Regions from separate parts of the Mus musculus genome. Here region 1 is linked to region 2. Evidence: chromatin loops called from intact Hi-C (ENCODE). Cell type or tissue: left cerebral cortex. All regions are shown on one strand. Each heading gives the region's core, and the rest is flanking DNA. Links, peaks and the distances in the headings are about the cores only. Region 1 overlaps Gas7 (growth arrest specific 7). Region 2 overlaps Myh13 (myosin, heavy polypeptide 13, skeletal muscle).

Evidence for each region. A loop is a pair of places that touch in the nucleus more often than their neighbours do. Peaks named below come from ENCODE experiments on the same cell type or tissue, not always from the same donor. Only the 100,000 strongest peaks of a DNase experiment are listed, where the experiment ranks them.
Region 1: a loop joins it to region 2, with 5 times the contacts of the local background. A loop is called at or near these places in 9 of 42 quality-filtered maps.

The regions. Positions count from the first base shown.
Region 1 is chr11:67,671,831-67,680,160 of GRCm38, forward strand. Gas7 (growth arrest specific 7) reads left to right here. Exons shown (of 14, transcript NM_001109657.3): 10 at 2,408-2,536; 11 at 3,769-3,892. It also overlaps a transcript of Glp2r not described here. Among named protein-coding and RNA genes, the nearest start is that of Rcvrn, 19 kb to the right of the region's middle. In left cerebral cortex, for the core only: a CTCF peak has its summit at 4,559 (motif pointing left); DNase peaks (open chromatin) are centred at 555, 1,501, 4,544, 7,605 and 1 more place; H3K27ac peaks cover 3,762 bases.
Region 2 is chr11:67,369,217-67,377,546 of GRCm38, forward strand. It overlaps Myh13 (myosin, heavy polypeptide 13, skeletal muscle), which reads left to right. Exons shown (of 39, transcript NM_001081250.2): 37 at 93-188; 38 at 1,704-1,838; 39 at 2,272-2,371. The coding sequence ends at 2,286. Among named protein-coding and RNA genes, the nearest start is that of Gm40029, 23 kb to the left of the region's middle. In left cerebral cortex, for the core only: CTCF peaks have their summits at 4,263 (motif pointing right) and 7,280 (motif pointing left); DNase peaks (open chromatin) are centred at 2,302, 2,771, 4,276 and 7,287.

The DNA.
Region 1 (8,330 bases), core at 283-8,282, 300 kb after region 2:
GCCTCCCAGCATCTTGACCTGACCCTCTCTTCCCTCTCACCTCCTGTCACTGGCCATCCCACCACAGCAGCCCTGAGTACTACATAGTCTTGTGTCTGAACACCCTGGGCCCCTACGATTATCAGCTTTATCATTTGACAGTAGTATCTCACCAAGGCACTGTTCCCTCCTGAAGCTTCCACGATAGCTAGCCCTGTCTTTGCGGTGCTGTTCCCATGTGTCACTGCAATTCCACTGAATTGGGGCATTGGGGTCCCTCACACGCGCACTCTTGAAGGACAGAAATGTAGTGCTATCTAACCCTCGCTCTGTGATGGTGTAGTGACCGCCTCAAGGGCTGAGACCCTGGGTAGCTTTGCAGGGAACTGTGCTGCTCCTGGCTTCTGAAGGGTGTGAGTGCCAGAGACAGAGCTGGCATGGCCCCACCCCCACGCCCCCGGGGGGTGGGGAGTGACATTTCCCAGCCCACAAGAGCATGCTCACCCTCATACAGTCAAGCCCATCCCTGGCACATTGGCACAGGAGCCCCTGTGAGGAGAGAGCTCCCTGAACAGCCACTCTGCTGCTGCAGATGAAGCAGCGGGTTATTTTTAAGTTCATGAGTAGCTTCCCTCCAGGGCCTCCCTCCTCCTGTCCCAGCTCTCAGCAGAGATGTTTTTCCTGCCTGAGGTGGAGGCAGAGGCCGCCAACTAGAAGCAAGAGGCTCCAGCACTAGGGAAAGACCCTACCTAGCCAAGGAAGCTTCCGTCCTCGCAGCAAATACCAATGGTGGATGCAGGCTGATTAACCAAACTCTAGGACCATTTTATGCAAGGCTCACAGGCTCACAGACCCCAGCGCTAAGGACAGCTCATGGAGAAGGGGCACACTTTACACCATCAGCACTTGGAGAAGGGGCAAGCAAATACGGCAGACTTTACACCATCAGCACTCTACAGCTCTGGCCTGGGAGTGTTGGTGACTGCAAACTACCCCAGTAGCCTCCTAATGGTGGCACGCTGATTTCTTAAGAGGAAGGGGACCCTGAGGATTGATTCGTCAGCCTTGAAGAATATGATTCCCGAGGCACAAAACCCATTTTATGTCAGCTCCAAAAGGGTTTATTGAAATTCTTCTCCATCTGAATGTTCAGTGTCGGGGGGTAAAAGCCTTTTAAGAAACAGGATTGTACGGTAGACTCTCCAGCGTCCCCAGTCTCTCAGCTCAAGCCGGTGCTAATAGCAACAGCAATCACAAGAAAGGCGCTCCATCTTTTGGAAGGCAGTTAGAGCCGGCCCCAGGTGAAAGAGGGGAGCGTAGACACAGCCCTGCTGATAAACGGAAACCTGAAGCACGCAGTAGGGGCGTGTGTGCATGGGCAGATGTGTGGGCGAGAGGATGTGTGTGCGCCCCGTGCTGTCACTAACAGGCTTTGTGATCAAGGGTGGGTTACATGGCATCCCCACAGTTCCACTTCTTCATGTGTGAAATGAAGCGTTCCAACCAGGCTTTAATCTTGCCCAACTGTGACTGTAAGAGGCGTTTGTACGCGGTCACCAAGCACGTGCACATACCTGCCCACGTACCCACTCAGGGATACACATATATGTAACCAAAACAGATGCTTCGTGACACACTACTTTTACTCTGCCTAAAATGTACCCTAATAGTTTGTTCTTCTTAAGGTGGGTCTATTATCTCAAAAAGCCTCGACCTGACCCACTAAGCTGATTTCACAACTGCAGTCATTCACTTCTTGGAAACACCCGGACCAGACAGTCATGGGAATCACTTCCAATCTGGAAATTTTCTTTTTCTCTTCAGAAGAGAAGCTCCAGTAGGCCAGACCCTCTGGTATGGGCCAGACCAACCATACATCTCCAGAAACACTTTCAGGAAAGATCACTGATACCATGCATGGAGCCAAGGTTTCAGAGCTAAGAGTGAATCTTAAAAAAGGAAAGGAAGGAAGGAAGGAAGGAAGGAAGGAAGGAAGAAAGAAAGAAAGAAAGAAAGAAAGAAAGAAAGAAAGAAAGAAAGAAAGAAAGAAAGAAAGAGAAAGAAAGAAAGAAGAAAGAAAAGAAAAGAGAAGGGAGGGAAAGGGAAAAAGGGGAAAAGGGAAAAAGGGGAAAAGGGAAAAAGGGAAAAAGGGAAAGGGAAAGGGAAAGGGAAAGGGAAAAGGAAAGGAAAGGAAAGGAAAGGAAAGGAAAGGAAAGGAAAGGAAAAGGAAAAGGAAAGAGAAACTACCAAGCCAATGTTTTTAAAGAAAAAATGTTGGTTTTAAGAAGTCCTTGATATATGGGCTGGAGAAGTAGGTCAGTGCTAAAGCACTGGGTGTCTGGCTCACCAGAAGCCGGGGGCTCTCGCCCCTGTGTTAGCACAGCTCATGTCTTGACACTGACTATCCTCTCTCTGCCCTCCTTCACAGCTCCACAGCGAGGTGGAGAAACCCCTGATGAACTTCAGAGAGAACTTCAAGAAAGACATGAAAAAGTGCGACCACCACATCGCTGACCTCCGTAAGCAGCTGGCAAGCCGCTATGCCTCAGTGGAGAAGGTGAGAGGCCAGGGTGCCCAGCCGGGGGACAGCATGGGACTTCCAGGACAGGATAGGTATCACTTTGCCTCTGTACACTGGAGTGGGGTGGGGGGGAGGGTAGTCCAAGGAACTCGCATCCATCCATGTGGCAGGCAGTAGTCGCTACTCCAGGACACTTGGATGACTCTCCCAAGGGCAAGTGGGAGCAAGGAGATGCTGCAGGTGAAGTGGGAGCTGTAATGGGCACACAGGTCAAGGCATCCCCTCTTTATGTGGACACCAAGTCAGATGTGCCACAGCCACTCACATGGCTACTGTGTCTGGGCCTCACTCTCAGGTCTTCCCTGTACTAATCTCCCCTCCCAGATGCCCAAAGAATTACCTTCTTGTGGGTGCCCAAACCATGGGAGGCAGGGATGCAGATAGTCAGACTTGGAGGGACAGGGTGGCCTGATTTAGTGCTCTATAGAACAGGAGGGGCAAACCAAACAGGTACCCAAAACATTGCTACATCTCCAACAAAGGCTGAGTGGAGAATGGTGGTGGTGGTGGTGGTGGTGGTGGTGGTGGTGGTGGTGGTGGTGGTGGAGGAGGAGGAGGCGGTGCAGGCACTGGAAGGACTCAGGCTACAAGATAAGGGAGTTGGTAGTCACAGCCTGTTGAGCCCTGCCAGTAGGAAACTCAGTTGACCTTATGGTCCCTCCCAACCCTGAAAGACAGTGGGTTTTTGTTGTTGTTTTTTGTTTTGGTTTTTTAGATTTATTTATTATATTTATTTTATCTGTATACATGTTTTTGCTCAAATCTATGTCTGCACCATCTGCTTGCCTGGTGCTCTTTGAGATTAGAAGAAGGTCACCCACTCCTCTGGAACTGGAGTTACGGATGATTCGGGGCCACCACGTTGGTGCTGGGACTCAAGCTCTGTGTCAGCCCCAAGAACCAGTGTGTCCTTAACCAGCTGAGCCATCTCTCCACCTCAGAGACAGTGGTTTTAGGGTCATAGGATAGGCATATGCTCCAGAGGCAACATGGCCTCAGGGACTGACAGGTTGCACACAGATGTGGCTAGAAGTGGGCAGACAAGGAAAATCTAGCTAGGTGCCAGCCCTCTAGCTCCTCCACCCCAGGGTGCCATCATCACCCACACAAGCAGGGGAGATGAGATCAGGTAGGTGGGTGGCTGGACCCTGAAACCCGGCTGTAGCTTTATGAACAGCTTCTCTGGGATGGGCTGTTCCCCGCTCCAGGCCCGCAAAGCCCTCACAGAGCGGCAGAAAGACCTGGAGATGAAGACCCAGCAGCTGGAGATCAAGTTGAGCAACAAGACCGAGGAGGACATCAAGAAGGCACGGAGGAAGTCCACTCAGGCCGGTGAGCCCATTGTCCTGACTACACCAGCGCTGGGGGAGGGGTAGCTTTCCGGTGGCATGGTCTTTCCCAACTTCCCCTGTGTCTCCTCCCTGTACCATGTCCAGGGACCTCAAGGGAAGAGACAGGAAGCAGGCAAGCTACTTCGAGATCACACTGAGGGCTTCCTGCTATGGCCTTTGGGTTTTCCCAAGCCCTCTCTCTGGGTCCAGAGATTGACAGATTGATTGCTCCAGGCACCAAGAGCTTAGGACCCTATCCCTGTTTGAAGAGTGTAACCCCAAGCCCACCCATCCAACTTGCTCCACCTCCCCAGGGAGTTAGTGACACTGTGGAAGTGAGCTCCTGTGGGTAGTACAGAGGCCAACATTGGTTTTACTTATTTACTTATTTTTTATTGATTATTTTATTTATTTACATTTCAAATGTTATCCCCCTTCCCAATTTAACCTCTGCAAACCCCCATCCCATCCTCTCTCTTCCCCGCTTCTATGAGGGTGCTCCTCCACCCCCCACCCACCCATTCCTGCCTCACTGCCTTAGCATTCCCCTATGCTGGGGCATAGAGCCTTTACAGGATGAAGGGCCTCCCCTCCCTCCTATTGATGCCAGAATTTCCCCACATTGCTCCCATGAGCAGATTTCTGCTGCCACCTAGTGGTAACAATCAGCTGATACACAAGGCGGAAAGAGGGGCCCTTAGATACAAGAGATAGAACAAGTTTCTCAAAGATGCGAAGTCTCCACCACACAAGGGCAGCACATCAGCCTCTGGATTTAAGACTTGTGCAGTGAGGGCTGGGAGATCTTTAGATATCCTTCCTTCCTTTTAATTTCTGATAAGCCCGCTGCAGTCTGTGTCATCCTAGAACCGAGTCCACCCCCTTAGAGCATGTGAACTGGGGTAGAAATAAGTTGACAAACATTAGCTACATAGTAATACATCCTGGGTCCAGACACATTTTCATAAATGCCTCACATGTTTATTGTAAATCGGAAGGGGACTCTAATAGGGAAGACATGTATTCAAATTAGTTCATTAAAGTACAAAACAGAGCTATACAGCAACAGTAGTCTATGGCCACTGGTTTCATCCGTGCCCAAAAGTGTGCAGTGCTATTCACTAGAAATACCCCCCCCGAGCAATTTTCTGAATTCACATAAACAAGAACATATGATATTCTATCTTCAAGCTTCTTTTTCTATTCATAAGTCTTAGAAACGCCACCCCCCCCCATCTCATTCCCTCTTAAACCGCTTTATATATCCATTCATGTGGATTGGAAGGAACGCAGGACCTTACACCTACGAGACTTCTTTCATCATTCCTTGGGTAGATTTTGGAACCTTGTGATGGTTTCAGACTGTTTGCCTGGGACCAGAGATACTGAGTTTGTTATTAGAACTGTAACTCTCTGCATATGTAAGGCCAGATGCTCATATGGAGAGAAGGAAGATGCTGGGTCAGAAGATTTGATTCATTTCGTCAGATACTTCCAAATTGCTTTCCAGAGAGGGCTCCACAGCCCACACCTGTGAATACCTCTTCCTTGAATGCCTATCAGCACTACCTGTTATCAAACTTGAAATCACTGGTGCACTGGTAAAAAAAAAATAATAATAGGTTTTGCTATTACCTTGTACTTCTCTGTAAGAGGGTTGAGCATTCTGAAAACACACTCATGACTTTTCTTTTCTGCCTCCTCTCCCCCACCGGCTGAGGAATTCCAATTCTTCCTGATTTTCTTGGTGTCTCATTCTTAGTGATTGATTCACAGCTTGGGTAAGCGTTAGGGAGATTCACCGCTGGTCATCTGAATTGCAAGTGTTTTCCTATGGTTACCATTTGTCTTTTATATTTTTGTTCTCTGAAGAAGGAAGAGAAAAAGAGGTGTGTGTGTGTGTGTGTGTGTGTGTGTGTGTGTGTGTGTATAAAAGAGAGAGACTGTGTGTGTCTGTGTGAGAGTGTGTGTGAGAGAGAGAATGTGTGTCTGTATGTATGTGTGTGTGTCTGTGTGTGTATGTGTGTATGTATGTGTGTGTATATGTGTGTATCTGTGTATGTGTGTGTATTTGTGTGTGTTTGTGTGTGTTTGTGTGTGTATGTGTATGTAGCTGTATGTGTACGTATGAGAGTGTGTCTGTGTCTCTGTGTATGTGTGTGTGTGTATGTGTGAGAGTGTGTGTGTGTGTGTGTGTGTGTATAAGAGAGAGAGACTGTGTGTGTGTGTGTGTCTGTGTGAGAGTGTGTGTGAGAGAGAGAGTGTGTGTGTCTGTCTGTATGTATGTGTGTGTGTCTGTGTGTGTATGTATGTGTGTGTATATGTGTGTATCTATGTATGTGTGTGTATGTGTGTATGTGTGTGAGAGTGTGTGTGTGTATCTGTATGTGTATGTATGAGAGTGTGTCTGTGTGTCTGTGTATGTGTGTGTGTATGTGTGTATGTGTGAGAGTGTGTGTGTGTGTGTATAAGAGAGAGAGACTGTGTGTGTGTGTGTCTGTGTGAGAGTGTGTGTGAGAGAGAGAGAGAGTGTGTGTCTGTATGTATGTGTGTGTGTCTGTGTGTGTATGTGTGTATGTATGTGTGTGTATATGTGTGTATCTGTGTATGTGTGTGTGTCTGTGTGTGTATGTGTATGTATCTGTATGTGTATGTATGAGAGTGTGTTTGTGTGTCTGTGTATGTGTGTGTGTGTGTGTGAGTGTGTGTGTGTGTGTATAAGAGAGAGAGAGACTGTGTGTCTGTGTGAGAGTGTGTGTGTGAGAGAGAGTGTGTGTGTCTGTATGTATGTGTGTGTGTCTGTGTGTGTATGTGTGTATGTATGTGTGTGTGTCTGTGTGTGTATGTGTGTATGTATGTGTGTGTATATGTGTGTATCTGTGTATGTGTGTGTATGTCTGTGTGTCTGTGTGTGTATGTGTATGTAGCTGTATGTGTATGTATGAGAGTGTGTCTGTGTCTCTGTGTATGTGTGTGTGTGTGTGTATGTGTGAGAGAGTGTGTGTGTGTGTATAAGACAGAGAGACTGTGTGTGTGTGTGTGTGAGAGAGAGTGTGTGTGAGAGAGAGTGTGTGTGTCTGTATGTATGTGTGTGTCTATGTGTGTCTGTGTGTATGTATGTGCGTGTATATGTGTGTATCTGTGTATGTGTGTGTATGTGTGTGTGTCTGTGTGTGTATGTGTATGTATCTGTATGTGTATGTATGAGAGTGTGTCTGTGTCTCTGTGTATGTGTGTGTGTGTGTATGTGTGAGAGTGTGTGTGTGTATAAGAGAGAGAGACTGTGTGTGTGTGTCTGTGTGAGAGTGTGTGTGAGAGAGAGAGAGTGTGTGTCTGTATGTATGTGTGTGTGTCTGTGTGTGTATGTGTGTATGTATGTGTGTGTATATGTGTGTATCTGTGTATGTGTGTATGTGTGTGAGAGTGTGTGTGTGTGTGTGTGTGTGTGTGTGTAATTTACCTGGTTTCTGCTGAGGGTTCTCTCTACAGTGGCCTTGTTCTCTCTGTGGTGTCAGGGTTTGGGGAGGACGTACTTGGAGAGGCCTCCATCTGGAAGGCAGTGCTGACATCCCTTCCTCCTGTTCCTTTTCTACTCCTCCCTCACCTCTCACGATGCCACTGGGAGGAAGGATGTCTGGATCCTCCAGGGCTCTGACTTCAAGTCACCATCCCCACCGTGAGGAATGTCTTGCTGTCTGTCTAGTCTCTGCCTCTGTTCCAAGCACTTTGCACACGTGACTTCACGATGACTCTTTAAAGCTACAACTGTCATACCTGTCAGAAGAAGGACAGATTAGTTGCCATGCCCAAAGTCATTGCAGCCTATAGGGTGGATCTAGGCTGGCATCCCTGGCATTCTAGCTCCTGAATCCACCCTCTCAACAGGCACTTTGTGAAAGGATCCCGTCTCTGCTTCTCAGGCTGTCCTGGAAAAAGAAACACCCTTCCCCCACACCACTTTCAGGTGCAGCAGACATTCCTGAAACATGTTCTCAAATATAGGATGGACATATAGGGTACCAGGGGCCTCACAGTGTATGTTCACAGGGCAGCATGCTGGCTTCATCCTGGAGCAGGTGAGGTGGCGGTGGCGATACGGGGATAGAGACACATCTGTGCTCTTCCCTCTGGCTAATACTGCTACAACCAAAGGAGTAGTTGTTGACCTTAGGCAGGGATGAAATGAAGAAAACACGCAGCACATCTGTCCCCCAAGGTGCAGGGGTTATGGTATGGCTGTGAGGGCAGGGAATGGGAATTCTGAGGTGGTCTGGAGTCACATAGACAAGTCTCCCCGTTTTCCCCCAATTTGCCACCATAAGGTGCATGAGTAAGACTTATGTCAAAGGAGTGACTCTGAATCTATTTAAATGACTAAATTCAATTCTGAGAATTCCTAGAATATCCTGTAGATGGATTAGACTGAGTCACTTGACTCT
Region 2 (8,330 bases), core at 284-8,283:
GCTCCAGACCCCCAGGCCTTGCTATGTGGGGCTGACCCCAGCACTGGGAGCCAGAGGCTGAAGGTCTCTGCTGTTGGTGCTCTTGTTTCTAGGCCGAGGAGGACCGCAAGAACATCCTCCGGCTCCAGGACCTGGTGGACAAGCTGCAGGCCAAAGTGAAGTCCTACAAGAGGCAGGCAGAGGAGGCTGTGAGTACAGGAGGTCCCCGTGTACCTTGTCACCCAGTGGGGTGTCCTCATGAGGTCTGAGTGGGAGCCACAACCTGATCAGAATTACTCAGAGTCCCAGGTCTGACCTGGCACCTGCAGATCACACACAGAAACACCCACCCTTCCTTGCTCCCTTGGTCTATGGTTTGGAATCTTCTCCACCTCCAAGTTTTCTATACCCTCATAACTCCCCAACTTCTCCGGGCCACCTCCTTCTCCAACCTACATCTCTTTATCCAACCCCATCCCGGTTCATTCTATCCATCCCAGAGCATTTTAGTTTACTCTGATGACCTTGCAGCATCCCAACTCTCCCTGACCAGACCAGACCAGACCAGACGACCACCTACTGGCACTGGTTCCTGCCCTTCTGCTCTGAAATACCCCATCTTAATGCTTATCATCTCCTCTCTCTCCCCTCCCTGCACTCTACATTCCTGGTCCCCATCCCACCCCCCAGCCTTCCTCAGCAACTCCCTCAACACACCCTCTATCCCTGTTTAACTGCCTCCTGATCAAACAGGTAAAATCAACAGGAAAAACAGGAAATGGACCAATACCAGTGCTTTGAAAGATGTCTTCCCTGGGGCATTGGGCCTGAGGGCTATAAATAGCAAAATTTTGGGGCCAAGATGAGAAGTAGCTTTTCTCGTTATAGAAAATAAATCATACAGGCTGGTGACACTGGCCTGTGATCTTCAGCATTCTCCAAACGGAAACAGTCTGAGACCAGCCTGAACTCCATGGAGATAGCCCGTCTTTAAAAATTAAATGAAAAGAAAAATATCAGCATAGTAAGGTTAAACTAGCTGTCTTCAGGAAGTTCTCTGATTTTATAGCTAAATATGTTAATTAACTCTCCAAAGTAAAAGGGCCCTCTAGAACGGAGCCTTTCCTGTACTGTCTTGCCTTTGGGACTGTAGTATTGCCTGCAGAGCATCTCTCAAGACCAGTGTTTGAAGGAAGAAATGACTGGTGTATGGCCTTCGCCTTTGCCCTCCTCCTTCCCTGCTCAGGAGCCTGGTCAGTTACTTTCAATAAGAACACCAGAAACAGTTAAGAGTAGGGGGATTGTGCACATCAGATTCGTAGAGTCCCAGCAGGATGATGCAGCACCATATAATACATGCCCAGATACATGGCAATTATCAAAAACAAAACAGAAGGGGCCTAGACCTTCAGGTGCTGCGAGAGTACCCTGGAGCTGGGTCATCTCCGGATTATGTGCATGGGAGAGCTATTGTGGAGAGGGAGTTCAGGGGACCATGTGATGATCTTTGGAAGAAGAACAAGAAGAGCTTGCAAGGAGCCCCTAGTTAGCATAACACCCCAGCTCTGAGCAGGATGCTTTCATCGTTCTCAAAAGAACTCATCTTCCCTCAGGACTGTCAGAGGAACCAAAGCTCACACTTTCCTGGTTCCCCTGACTCCTCAGAACCCCAGAGTCACAGAGAGGTTCTACCGCTGAATAGCCTCCATCTTCTTTCCATGCAGGAGGAGCAAGCCAACACACAGCTATCCAGGTGCCGGAGGGTCCAGCACGAGCTAGAGGAGGCTGAGGAGAGGGCAGACATCGCTGAGTCTCAAGTCAACAAGCTAAGGGCCAAGAGCCGTGATGTGGGAGGCCAGGTAAAAGCAGACACCTGAGAACTGTGTCTTCCCAACAGGTTCGTCATACCTAAGGACCAACAGACCAACCAGGGAGAGCTTAGAGGATGCCTTTTGGTGCCTTCATTCTTGCCACCGGTCAAACAGGCACTTACACCATTTTAGCATAGACTTGTATACCAGGCTCTTGCAAGAGGCACAGGGAGACAGACATGTTGTCCCCCTGTCTCCCTGTTGATAGAGATGCAGTCTAGGAAGCCTCTGCTTTTCAGGTGACTTGTCCTGTCCCTAGCAGCTTACCTGGTTTCTTTGTCAACACAAAGAGAGACGAAGCCTATTCCTTAAAGCTATTTTTCTGAAGTTCCAGAGTTTGCACCTGCTCCACTCGAAGGGGATGCTGGGTCTCCCGTGGAGTTTGACTCACTTCCTGTATACAATTTCTTTTCTCCCACAGAAGATGGAAGAATGAGGCTCTCCAGAGGCACGTTGCCATGGGCCACCTCCGGGAGAGCAAAGGGAGACTTGAGAAAAATAAACCCTCCTGCAGATTCAGCATCCATGCTCTGCTGTGTTTGTTATTGTGGGGTTGAATTCCAGATTCCTGCCTGCTCTGTTGTAAACGGAAAGAAAGTGAGAAATGGGGAGACATGTTCACTCCTTACCTCGAGTAGACCCAGCCAGTTGCCAGGTGAACTTCCAGTTTTTACAAACACCTTAAAATAAAGACCAGGCTAGGGGTGTGGCTCACTGGGAGAGCATTTGCCTGATTTGTGGGAGAGACTCTCGTTTCCATCCTCAGCACCACACACAAAAGAAGTAAAACTCAAACCAAAGACCCTGTGTCAGGCCACACTGGATGCCTGTTAAAAATTGTTCTTCCCAGAAAGATGAAAGCTAACAAGGGTGGGCGACAACAGAGAGATACAGAAACCCAAGCACACTGTTTCTGAGGAAGTGAGTGGGCTCCGCCACCGTAGAAAACAGTGTGAAGGCTTCCACAGAAAGCAAAAGCGGTGCCATGGTACTGCCCTGCCATCTTCTGAGATCAGGATCTTGACAATGAAATTGCACTTCTGTTTCCCTCTGACTTATTCACAATACCCAAGATATGGAAGCATCCCTTGTCTAAATGTCTGTGCTGGGTGAATGCAGTTTGCAAATCTGTTGTCCAAAACAATGGTGGCCAGGGCTGGGGAGATAGCTTAGTAGGTAAAGTGCTTGCTGAGCAAGCCTGAGGACTGAGCACTTGTGTATAAGCCTGGGAGGGGTAGTGCACACCTGTAACCCAGTACTGAGAGGCAGAGGCAGAAGGACCCCTGGAGCTTATTAGTCAGTTCATCTACCCAACTGGTGTCCTCCGAGTTCAGTGAAAGACCTTGTCTCAAAAGATATGATGAAGAACAACAAGAGAGGATGTCATACCTGGCCTCCACATACTCACATGTACATGTATACAATGACCCACACACATATCGTGCAAACACATACAACAGTTGTGCCCGGATATGCAACTGACTATTCTTCAGCCTTTAGGAAGAAGGAAATCCTGTTGTTTGTGGTAACATGTATGAACACAGAGAACACCAGGCTAAGTGAAACAAGCCAGACACAGACAACCCTTAAATGATGTCACATGTGTGTGGAATTAAAACAATCACACATAGAAGCAGAGTGGTAGTTAGAAAGGGTTGGAAGTTGGAGGAAATGAGAAAATGTTGGCCGAAAGAAAATAAGTTTCAGGTGTACGTGATGAATAAGTTCCAGAGATATGGTGATGTGCACAGCAACTCAATATTTATGTGAGGTGCTGAGTTCAAGAGCATCGCACATAAAGAAACAACAACAAAACAAGTTATATACCTTAGCACTATAAAACTCCTATTTGTCTATTATATATTAGACCTCAATATACTTAAAAAATAAATTCTTCAAGAAAAAAAAAGAAGGTCGGGTGTGGTGGTGGCACAAGCCCTTAATTCCAGCACTGGGAAGGCAGAGACAGGTGGAACTCATGTGAACTCAAAGTCATCCTGATCTACATAGTGAGTTCCAGGACAGCTAGGGCTACATAGACAGACCATGTCTCAAAAAGGTGGGGGAGGGAGATGGAAGGGGAGAGGAAGGAATAGAGGGAGGGAAGGAGAGAGAGAGAGAGAGAGAGAGAGAGAGAGAGAGAGAGAGAGAGAGAGAGAGAGAGAGAACACGTTGGGTAACTATTATTTTCTTCTTAGGAATACATAAGTCTCGCAAACTGGATTTTCTATCTTCTCCCCTAAATGATCAGAAGGTTTAGTGGGCTCAGATGACTAAACATTCTACTCATGTCCAGGGCAGAGTGGAAGATAGTCCCTGGAGATCAGACTCCCAGGTCAGTGCTCCTCCTCACTGAGCTACTCTGCTTTTTCTTCCCACACCATTTAGGATCTGGGCTGTACAGATCTCTGGTGCCCACTAGAGGGCATCTGAGCAAGCAGTAGTTATCATCAAATCCATTCACTTGCAGCATGTCAGACACACTGGGGAAATGTAGACTGGGCCTTGGTCCACCACTCCCTGACACGGGCAACTCCTCCACCTGCCTTCTTCCTCTTCAGGATGCCCAAGGCAAAATGTCAAAGGAACAAACTGGACTTGGAGAACTTCTGAGTTTCAAAGTTCAGGCTGAGACCGGGTCTAATCACCATCCCCTCTCTACCCAAACAGAAGCCTGTTAGTCTCAAGTCTCTCTTGGGTCCTAAAGGGCCCAAGATTTTCGATTGTGCTGATTGGCTGGTCCTGGAGGATGGTATGGGATGAGGACCATGACAGAAAGCTTATGAGCCAATATTAAATACAGACCTCAGCCTGGCCCCTTACAGGCTCTTCCTGTGCGACCTTGGATTAATGTATGCTCTTTAGACTTGACTTTCCTAGTTGGCTACCTGATCTGTACAGGAGCACAGGCTCTGGCATCCAGCAAACCTCAATGGAGGAATTCTGATACTGTCGCATGTAATCTGTCTTGCCTTGGGCAAGTGGTTCTCTCTTAACCTTAGTTTCCGAATTCTTTAGGATGGGAGAAAAAAACAATTACAGCCATGAATCTTTGTGCTGTAAAGATTTATTTGATTTGATTTGTGTATAAGTGTTCATGTACACATTTATATGTCTATGTGCACATATATGTGCATGTGCAGGTACCCATGGAGGCCAGAGGAGGAGGATGAATCCTATGAAGATGGAGTTATAGGTATTTGTGAACCACCCAGTGTGGGTTCTGGTGTCTGGCCTCCAGTCCTTATAACTGAACAGCACTACACCCCCGACTGGGTCTCACCCTGCCAGAACTCCCTCCTTCCCAGTCTAAAGTTGCTTTGTGACTTAGTCCTCAGTTTTTCCACATGCTAAATAGGGTGTAATCAAGCACTTCCAAAGTTTATATTTGAGATGCAAATAAAAACATGTAAGGAATACACTTGGCCTGGAGCCTGACATACAGAAAGCACTCTAATATTTTACTATTGTCATGGGAAGGGTTGTGATTTCACCCTAGGAGGTTGGAGGAACACGGGACACAGGCCTGGCTGGGTAACAGTCTCTGAGTCTGTGACTTTCTCTATGGGTCTCCCGTGGTTTGAGGAATTAACTTGCCAAGCTTGGAGTCTGAGAAATTGCTATGGAGCCATCATCCCTCTTCAGTAGCCCAAAAGATGCGATCTGAATTTCCACTTCCCCGATATCCCCCCCCCCCCCCCAGTTTACCTGGAGCTCCGCGGGAAAAAGTTACTCTTAAGTCTCTGCACTGAGTTTCTGGTCCCTGCCTGGGTCTCTGTTGAAGGATAAACAATGCCTATATTCTTCATAGAAGAGTGTTATGTCTTTAATCTCACATCATGAACCCCAGTTGTGCTCACCAACCCGTCCTCTCATTCTGCCCCCTTCCTTATGATCTCCCTCCCCCAAAAAAAAGAAGGAAAGGAAAAGAAAAGAAAAATATAAAATGAACAAGATCATTTTGTGCTGTCCGTATATTTATTGGAGCATGGTCAAATCCCTAGTATCCAGCCCTCCAAGGGAAGGTGAGTCTTTCTCATCTCCGCCCCCACCAGAAGCCATCAAATGAGGAGAACTGTGCAGCCACAGAGAAGAGCAACTTCCCTTGCCCAGGGTTATCAACATGGCTTCAGGAGACAGCCATGAGCATGACTGCAGCCCCTGGCCACATTAGGACCACCAACCCACTCCTGGATGGCCCTCAGCTCCCTTAGAGGGCTGCACATGCCGTCCACACCAACGCCCATCTCCAGGCAGCAAAGTCCAAGGATGTCACCAAGGCATCAGTCAGCAGCATGGACTGCACAGGTCCACATGGATCTCAGGCTTCATGGTGGCTTGGGGCAGCAACATGGACCACAGACACCAACATGGCCTCTATAGTGGCAACGTGGACCACAGTGGTCCTTCAAGGAGGTCCAATCCAGAAAGTGAACCTTTCCTTGTCTTGGGTCTCTGATGTTGCCCAGAACTAGAGTGACGTGTTCAGGGGCTGAATCTGTATTTGTGTAAGCTCCAGGCTGCTGCTACCCTACTGTGCAATGAGAACATGTTGCCCTCAGCATCCCCCCTCTTGCTCTCTCTCTCTCCTGTCACAACCATCATGCCTCCAGTTCTGCCTCTCTCCATACCACACACGCTGCTCCATTTTCTCTCTCCTGCTTCTCCATTACATATTTGTTCATCATAGGAGCACCCTTACTGTTTTATAATCACTATTCAGCTTACTGAATGATAGGGAGGAAGAAAGACTGACTGACAGGTGGAAGGATGGACAGATCTATAAACACATGGCAGTCTTATATGCCAAGCTAAGCCACCAAATATACCCTGTAAAAATTAAGTAACATGATAATTTCCTTCCCTGGGGCTGAAAGAGAAAGAGTGAAGACGAGGTTCGTGTCCTGAATTTCCCTCCTCTGCATCTACGTGTTAAGGTCCAACTGGAAACTGGGACTAGTCCTGAATCCTTGGGTCCTTTTGGATCCCTAACTCTCCTTCAAAGTGCAGATGAAGAGGAAGGGAGCCTGTCACAAGCTAGGGAATACACAACATGGAAGCAAGAAAACTTAGTTGTCCTAGTACATCTATACTTCCCAAAGTCTGTGAGCAAGTCAAGAAACACCTTAGCATGGAATAAGAAGTCTGATTATCCATCACCTGCCTGCTTGTTGGAGTTGCTAAAAGATTCCTAGGTAACAATATGCAAATGTTTCCCAACTATAAAACCCTGCCCCAAATGAAGGTGGCATCATTGCTGTTACTTGGCTACCAATAATGATAATGATAGTTCTGTGGTTATTATTATTAACTATTCAGCATTAAAACCTAAGTATCAAAGGTGGATTTTGAGTCCTACCAAGGGCATTGAGGTCTCCTACCCAGGTCTAAAGCCCCCTCCAAAACAGGACTTTGCTGCCACCTTCTGGCTATGGAAAGAAATGCTTTGCCTTATGCAAATGACCTGGGGGTTAAACACATGATTTCTTGGAAGAGTGGGGGCCAGAGGTGTCCTTGAGAATCATGATTGTCTGTCTGTTCCTGGTCCCTGGTTCTCCACATGAGAAGATTCAGATTGGTAATGGTACCTGTGAATCTGTTGGGACAGTGTCAGAGCCAGACACCCACACCAGGTCTATTGGATCCCAGACCAGGGCTCCCTGAAAATGATTATCCAAAGACAAGGGCCCTGCAAACATCAATGAGACTTGTGAGACCAGTGGACCATGCCATCAGACATAAGAGCTGGTAAGGTTGAGCAAGCCCAAACCCCAGGAAATCTCAGATTTGAGAATGGTGGGCATGGGGCCAGCTCCCTGCCAAAGTGCCTGATCTGGAACACATAGCGATGATACCCCACTGCAAAGACCATGACATTCAGTCACATAGCATAAAAACCTGGAGTTCTCCATGTTAATGAGGTATCTAGCTAGGCCCCGAGTGTTTAGCCAATAAGCTTCCCTCCCTGGGCATTCCTTCCCTCAGAAAGTATCTACTCCCTGGTTCACCCCAAGTAAGATATATACATTCACATCTTCAATCAAATAAAGCAGTTTGGACAAGGAAGGACCAGATCCTTCATCAAGGATTGCTGCAATGGGAGGCCTTTATTATAAAGAGCTGCAGATAAATATCTTGGAGAAGGCTTTCTTTCTTCCAGACCCTCCATGCTCTCAGCACTCACTGGTGACCAAACGAGATTCTGCCCCCAGTCCTGGGCTCAGCTATCCCCTTCTTGCCTGGTGCATAGGGAAAGCACAGACCCTCAGACCCCCGTTCTCAACTCCCCATGGTCCACAATGGCATCTGTGTACACAGGAGTCTGGGGACAGCAATATTCATTACAGACCTCACTGTTTCTCCCCTGGAAAAATTCAGGCGGGGGCCCCCTATCACAGACTGTGCTCTGCCTCCCCTGAGAGGCTTGCAAATGGAGCTCAGGCACCCCAGTGGCAGACATGTAGCTCAACAGAGACTGTT